2 separate regions of the Mus musculus genome follow, and region 2 is linked to region 1. The links are chromatin contacts, found by Hi-C or POLR2A ChIA-PET in ENCODE. All regions are on one chromosome and are shown on one strand. Each heading gives the region's core, a stretch centred on a gene start or an enhancer-like site at or near the end of the contact. The rest is flanking DNA. Distances are from core to core; before and after follow the strand shown. Region 1 overlaps Ptgfrn (prostaglandin F2 receptor negative regulator). Region 2 has its middle 20 kb from the start of Ptgfrn.

Region 1 (3,538 bases), core at 328-2,827:
CCTTGCTGGCACACTGCTGAAGAGATGCCAGTTCTCCAGTGGTGAAGAATGCAAATCCACTCTCAGGACTGACCAGCAGAGCTCAGCCCTGCCCCCTCCTGCTCTTGTGCCTCCTCCTGCATCCTGAGCCTTAGGAGCCCTCTCTAATTAACAGAAGTCTGGTACTTCGGGCAGAGAGCTCAACCATAAACTGATTAGTAACCAACTCCTGCCAAGGGCTCGTTTAAGACATTTGATAGCACAGAGAGATGGCTTAAAATGTGCAGATTAACTGGCCATTCCGCTTGGCTCTCTGTTTCAGCCATACACTAAATTGGATCAACACAAAGCAACATTTGTTTCCTGAAGCAATTCAAGTTCTTTCGAGAGAGAAACTCCTTTCCACACTTACAATTCACACCCTCATCTCTTAGAGAGCATGGGTATAAGAAACATACATTTGAACAATCACTGAAGGCCTTTGGTAAAAGAACAGTTGTGGGCACTAGCCATTAAATTATCCACTGCCCCCACCTCCACCCCAAAATGAAAAAAACATGGGATAAATTCAGTGCCAAGAAAAAGTTTGCCTCTCCAAAAGTTTATGTTTTCTTTCTCAGACAACTGGATAAGAACATCTCTTTTTGTCTCGCCTTCAAAACTCTACAAATTTGGTGCTCAAATGCAGCAACAAATTCATGCCAACCACTCAACTAACTCATCCCAAGCAATAACTGCTCTTGGATTCTCTTTGCCTCTTTTGATCTTGATTATTTCTTTATGTCTGTTGCTTTGTTCTTCATTTTGCAAACCAACTAGAGCTTTTCCTTCTTCAAAGAGGAATACAAATCTTAGCAAAAGGCCTTTCTCTCACCTTCTTACAAAAATTCACCAGATCCTCCCACCCTGCTGCAAAGGGTTGTTCATTTCTCAGACCATCGATAGTAGGCCCATGTAAGACAATGGGCTAAGACAGTTCCCACCCCGTCATCAACTGGGACAACAGGAACAGCCCATCTTTAGGACTTGGGACTGGTTGTCTCAGGAGGTAGAGCTGACTTCCAAGGCCAAAGACATTCCCCATACACGAAGACAATGCCTAGGACAGATTCAACTAAAGCCACAATTCTAAGCCATCCCAGACAAGAAACCAGAATTAGCCAATGGGGGAAGAGTCTCCTTCCCAAAGATGATCATAAGCACTTCCCACCTGACCATTTAATACATATAAAGTTCTCCGTCAGGGCCTGGAAAAGGTGTTCAATAAATGGTAATTAGAATTCTCAATGTGTCAAGTGCAAAACCAAGTGCTGCATCACATGGGCACGAGGATCCCACTCTCTAAGAGACAACAGTCCACATCACCTACCTAGGATGACCTCTATACTTAGCAGGTCAGCTGTGTTCCTGGCTTTGTGTGTGTGTGTGTCTGTGAGTGTGTGTGTGTCACATCTTCATTATCTTATACAGGCCCGAGTTGTATTTGATGGCATGCACAAATTACATTTCTAGAGAAAACATGTAGGGTCAGTCAGCTGCCTCAGTTTCTGGGCAGAGAATGCAGTCTGCAGACTGTGACTAAAGGCCTGTGGCTGTACTCAGGCCCGACTCGTCTCCTGACAAGCGTCCAAGCAGCTGCAAACCATGAGTCACAGAGACCGGGGTGAAGGCTTAAGAGGAAGACAGAGAAGAACACAGTTGTTTTTATAATGTTTACACTCCTGGTGAGCTCACAATTATGCAAGGGCCTCTGCATACTCTAAGCCACGGTCATGCCTGCATACAGTTCTGGGTTTGGATGCATGGGTTTTACGCTATCTATATGTTGGGGCAGGCCTAGTCTGTGTAAAGCACACAGAAGCTCTGGGGCTCCATGCATGCACTGGAGATGTGCACTCATGTCTTTCACAATGGCACCGGCACTCTGCAGGAAAACGAGTGGCAGGACCCTTAGGATAATCAGGGAGTCTTTCCCACAGTTTAGCCTCTTTATTTCCCCTCAGTCTCTGGAGAACACGTCACCAACAAATCCCTTCAGTTACAAAGCCCGTTCCCTCCCAGAGCTTGCCCCTGATGTCTGACAGTGCCTGTACTTCCCCCAGGGTATGTGGGATCAATACACCAGGACTTCAAAGAAACCCTCAGAATTGGAGTGCAGGCAGAATTTTCACAAAAAAAAAAAAAAATCCCAGAGCTAGGACTCAGAAGTTGGAGGGGGCGGGGAGGGGAGGAAGCCAGAGTGGGGATTTGACAGCACCACACAATGCACCAGGATCAGAGCTGTGAGACAGATTCAACTCCAGAGATGAAAACTCTTCTCTTGGTGCTGACAACATCTGTTTTATTTTGAAGGTTGCTAAGGAGAGTCCTGGCTGGGCCAACATTGTTCCAGCCCAGGACTTCACAGAGCGCCTCGGAGCGCAGGCTCCTGACTGCAGGAATGAAAGCAGATAAGCCTGCTCCTTTCGCTCTTTAGATATCAAAGCCCCACTTTGCTCACAGGGCTACCACCCCCCCCCCAGTCTCAGTCCCAACTAGCCTTTCCCTACCGCTTACTCTCTAAGGATGCTTTCCCTTGCACCGTACTACCATTCACAAGTTCCCATCCATTTCTTAGGGACAGACAGACAGGGAGTGCACCCTTGAGCCAGCATAGGACCTCTATATAAGACAGAGAAGAATTCCATAGGAGCTGGAGACATGCACATGTAGGAGGAGGGTTAGCATCAGACAGAGGATGAAGTCTTTTACTGCCCTTTAAAGATCAGTGTTGCCTCCTTAATCAAAGACAAATCAAGTGTCTTTGTCAGGGCTCAAAGCCCTGTGAGGGCAGTGAAGAGCTGACCATAGGCTGACCACTGTGGAAATGAAGCAGGTGGGGAGCCAGCCACACCCCACCAGCCCCTCCCACCTAAGCTGAATTGAATGATCAAGGCCATTACCACCCTTGAACAAAAGGAGCTACTACACATTCCTCCCCATGGTCAGATGCATAAGAAAAAAGACCAGGGGCACTACAGGAAAGAGATCAGGTCAAAGCCAGCAATCTCATGTAAGACATGGTAGGATCACATAGATGACAAAGCAGGGATACCAAAGAGCAAGCAGGATAAAGTGGGCACAGCAGGGAGAACACAAATGACAAAGTGAACACAGCAGGAAGGACACAGATGACAAAGTGAGGACACCAGGGAGCACATATGACAAAATGAAGACTTCCCAGGGAGCACACATGAAAACGTGAGACATACACAAGGGAGCACATACATAATGAAGGAGGGCTTACCTGGCAGCACACAGCACACACATTACAAAATGAGCACTCTCCAGGAAGCACACATGATAACGAGATGACAATCTATCAGAGGACATAGGACAAGTAGAACACAGCCACAATCACATATGTGATAAGGAAGGGCGCTCCAGGGATCACATACATGACAAGCAGGATGACACAGTGAGGATACCAGTCACGTTCCCATGTTACAAGCTGCTATAAAGCATGGGGTGAGGTGACACCTCCACTCCTCCACCTGGGGCAGCTCCAGGACTGGGAGCC
Region 2 (3,538 bases), core at 737-3,236, 60 kb after region 1:
TTTTAAGACTTTGAGAGATGTGTGAAAAATGGACTATGTTATAGCAGTGTACAAACACTATAATTCTTCTTGCAAGGGCTCAGCCACTCAGTGCAAGTGAGGGTTCTGAGAGCTGCTATCAGCAGAGAGGGCGAGAGGGAGAAAACCTCCCTGGAGGTGACTTACCCAGCACAGAGGCAGACGGTTGTCTTTTTCAAACCCACAGTTTATCGTTCACACATTAGGGAAAGAGAAAAGATGCACAGCAAATGAATCTAACAACCTTACAATCCAGCTCTAAGTGACGCTGCCACTGATATCCAGAGACAGAGTTCACTCGGGAACGGGGCGGAGGTGGCACAAGGGGTCTCAAGTCCAGTTGCCCAGTGCCACATCCACAGCCAGTGATGGGAAGGACGGTGAATGGGTGTTGCCTCTGCAGCACATGTTGCTTGCAAAGACTCAGTTGTACTCAGCCAGGCCAACCACAGTGCTGAAGCCAGAGCCAAGCCAGAGGCAGGAGATCCTGGAAGGGTCCCCTCCTGCTATGGTAAGTGGCTCCTGTGTGCTGAGGAATGTTGGAAACCAGTGTGGTGAAAGGCCTGGGGCCTGGGTTTTAGGGCCAGGCAGAGACTTATCTCATCTTTGCAGATGTTTTTGGTCCCTGCTTCTGATTGGCAAAGGCTTTGCTGGAAACAGCTACTGCTCACTTCTGCAGTCAGCCTGTTCAAATGTCAGGAGTGCCTCCATTTTTGTTTTCCTTATGTTCTTTCCTAAGCATTCACTCAAAAAACCCAGGACCAGACAAAGATAGGGTTCTGCTGAGACAGTGGGGAATGGTTGGCACTGAGATGCTGGAAATCTTCACTATGATCTCTCTCTCTCTCTCTCTCTCTCTCTCTCTCTCTCTCTCTCTCTCTGTGTGTGTGTGTGTGTGTGTGTGTGTGTGTGTGTGAGAGGTTGACATTAGGCCTTTCCTCTATTGCTCTTTACCATATTAAAAAGTTTTAAATTACATTTATTTAATGTGTGTGGATGCATGCACACCATGGTAGAGCCCAGAGGTCAGCTTGTGGGAGCTGGTTTGCTCCTTTCAACATGAGGGATCCAGGGATGGAAGTCAAGGTCACCTGGTTTGGCCAGCACACTTCAGGGATCTGCCTGTCTCTACCCGCACAGGGCTAGGGTTACAGAACTCTCAGCTTAGCCAACTTTTTCCAGTTGGTGTCAGGGGTCTGAACTCAGATCCTCCTGGTTTTGAGTCAGGTACTCTGAGTCTCCTCCCTAAGCCCTCGTGGCTTTCGTAGAGATCAGTCTAGGCAGACTGGAGACCAGAGCAGGCCTGAAGCTCCATAGTCACATTTCCTTCCTGCCTGCTGGGATTCCCACAGAAACTGTACAGAAGCAGCGGAGTTACTGGAAACACATCACCAACTAAGGCTCTTACCTTCTACCCTTCAATCCCAGAAAGCCAGAGATAGAGATCATTTAAACAAAACCACCTTCAGACCTAAGGGGAAGACAGGAATACAGCTTGTAGAAGACCTAGCACTGGACAGGTGGACTCAAGTCCATCCTCACCTATGCTGTTTGAGGCAGGGTACATGAAACCTTGTCAAAAATAAAATAAGTAAAAAGAAAGAAAATGAAGGAGAAAGAAAGGAAAAGGAGAAAAAGAAAAGAAAAAAGAAACACACACACACACAAACCTATGGTTGAGAACACAAAATGAAGCAGTTATTTTCTGGGGACAGAAGTTGGTATCCTGGATGCTTTTTTTTTTTTTTTTTAACGTCTGTTATTTCGATAAACAGCTTTTAAAAGAATGACATCCTGTGTATCAAATTCTGAATTTTGTCAGGATATCCCTCAGTCTCCCCCCCCCCCCCCCCATTTGTTCCTGGAATCTCTCTCACTCCCTGCCCTACAGGCTGGTAGCATTTTAAACTTCTCCTGAGAACAAAGATGAGAGCCCTCGCCACATTTTAACGGTCTCCAGCTGTGGATCAGCCCTTCCGGCCAGCAGGAGCCTCAGCCACGCCCTCCCTCCCCGAACTTCTGGGCAGCTGTGTGCCTGGATCTTGGCTGCCGGTTAGTACTACGCCTTGGTCCCTGGAAAATGTTACCGCCCAGTGCGGCCACTTACAGAAACCATCCCGGGAACCTTTGGCACCAAGATCCAGGCTGGCTCTGTTGTCCAGGTGTTCTGTGAGAGAAATGCAACCTGTACTTACCCCGGGGGTGGGGAGCTCTGCACCAGGCTCCTACCCCTACTCCTGGCCGGTAAACCTCGGCGGCTTAAACCCTGTGACCCACAACTTCACCAACCCCCACCCCACCCTCCCCCTCACCAGTGTCTCCTTTGTATCTCCAGGAAAGTGCAACAGAGGGAAGGGACTGTCTGACAAACCAGCACACCTGAAGGGCTCTCCCTGTGCGCCTGCCCGGTAAGGAGAAATTCCCAACTCACAGACTATGCAGACACGGATAGTTTTAAAATTTAAAATTGAGCGTGGGGAATGTTGGCTCACATCTGTCATTCCAGCACTGGAGTGGCTGAGCCAAAAGAATTGTGGGTTCCAGGCCAGTCTGGACTGCACAGTGGGTTCCAGGCCAGTCTGGACTGCACAGTGGGTTCCAGGCCAGTCTGGACTGCACAGTGGGTTCCAGGCCAGTCTGGACTGCACAGTGGGTTCCAGGCCAGTCTGGACTGCACAGTGGGTTCCAGGCCAGCTTGGGCTGCAGAATGAAACCTGGTCTAAAACCCACAAAATTGAGAGACAGGTAGGACAGACCATGCTTATAATCCTCACACTCCAGAGGGAGAGAGAGGAGGGTTACCCTCGGTGGACTATGTATGGAGACCCTGTCTCAAAACATCACCAAACCAAAACTGAAGTAATGAGGAAGTTCCTCAAAACTAGAGTCTAGAACCTCTTCCCAGACTGCAGTGAAACGGTATGAAAGCAGGGACTCAGCATCCCTCACAATAGGTCAAAGGTGCAAGCGACTGAATCATGCCTCAGCCTCAGCGGATGAATGGCAAACAAGCAGTACCACAACGTGCATACAGTGGACTGGAGTACCCAGCCTGAAAGAGAATGGAAAAGTATCTTAAGACAGGGTCTGGTTATATGGGCCTGGCTGACCTGGAACCCACTGTGTAACCCAAGCTGGCTGGTGTCTGACCCACCCAAGTACCGCAGTTACCAGCATGACCTCTGTCATGCCGCTATGGATGGACCTTGAAGACAAGCTAACCAAACAGTGTCAGTGATGAAAGGGCGGGTAGTGTATAATCCGCTTGTCTGATGATTAGAAGAGCCAGATTCATAGAGACACAGTGAAATGCTGATAACCAGGGGCAGGGCAGCAGGGAACAGGATGTTATTGTTTGACGGGAATAATGTCAGTTGGGGACAATGAAAAAAAAAAAAACCCTGGAGACAAATACAATAATGGCTAGATGTACTTACCACCACTGAATTATCCATTTGAAGTGTTTTAGATGGAAAAATCTTGCTGTTTGTTCTACTGCAGAGGAGGACGAAGGGAGAGA

Evidence for each region. A loop is a pair of places that touch in the nucleus more often than their neighbours do. ChIA-PET counts read pairs that join two places held with the same protein, here RNA polymerase II (POLR2A).
Region 2: a map of regulatory T cell shows a loop between it and region 1 (2.0-fold over the local background). The contact joins two enhancer-like sites. A Hi-C loop is called at or near these places in 1 of 37 maps with a recorded cell type or tissue (regulatory T cell). POLR2A ChIA-PET finds 5 or more read pairs at or near these places in 1 of 5 experiments (embryonic stem cell).

What each region holds. Positions count from the first base shown.
Region 1 is chr3:101,068,779-101,072,316 of GRCm38, forward strand. The region is part of intron 4 of Ptgfrn (prostaglandin F2 receptor negative regulator); the gene reads right to left. Among named protein-coding and RNA genes, the nearest start is that of Gm52612, 38 kb to the right of the region's middle. Within about 2 kb of position 1,578, at least 1 of the 3 ENCODE cell types and tissues checked has a DNase peak (open chromatin) inside an H3K27ac peak, as active enhancers do.
Region 2 is chr3:101,128,690-101,132,227 of GRCm38, forward strand. No RefSeq gene overlaps it. Among named protein-coding and RNA genes, the nearest start is that of Ptgfrn, 20 kb to the left of the region's middle. Within about 2 kb of position 1,987, at least 1 of the 3 ENCODE cell types and tissues checked has a DNase peak (open chromatin) inside an H3K27ac peak, as active enhancers do.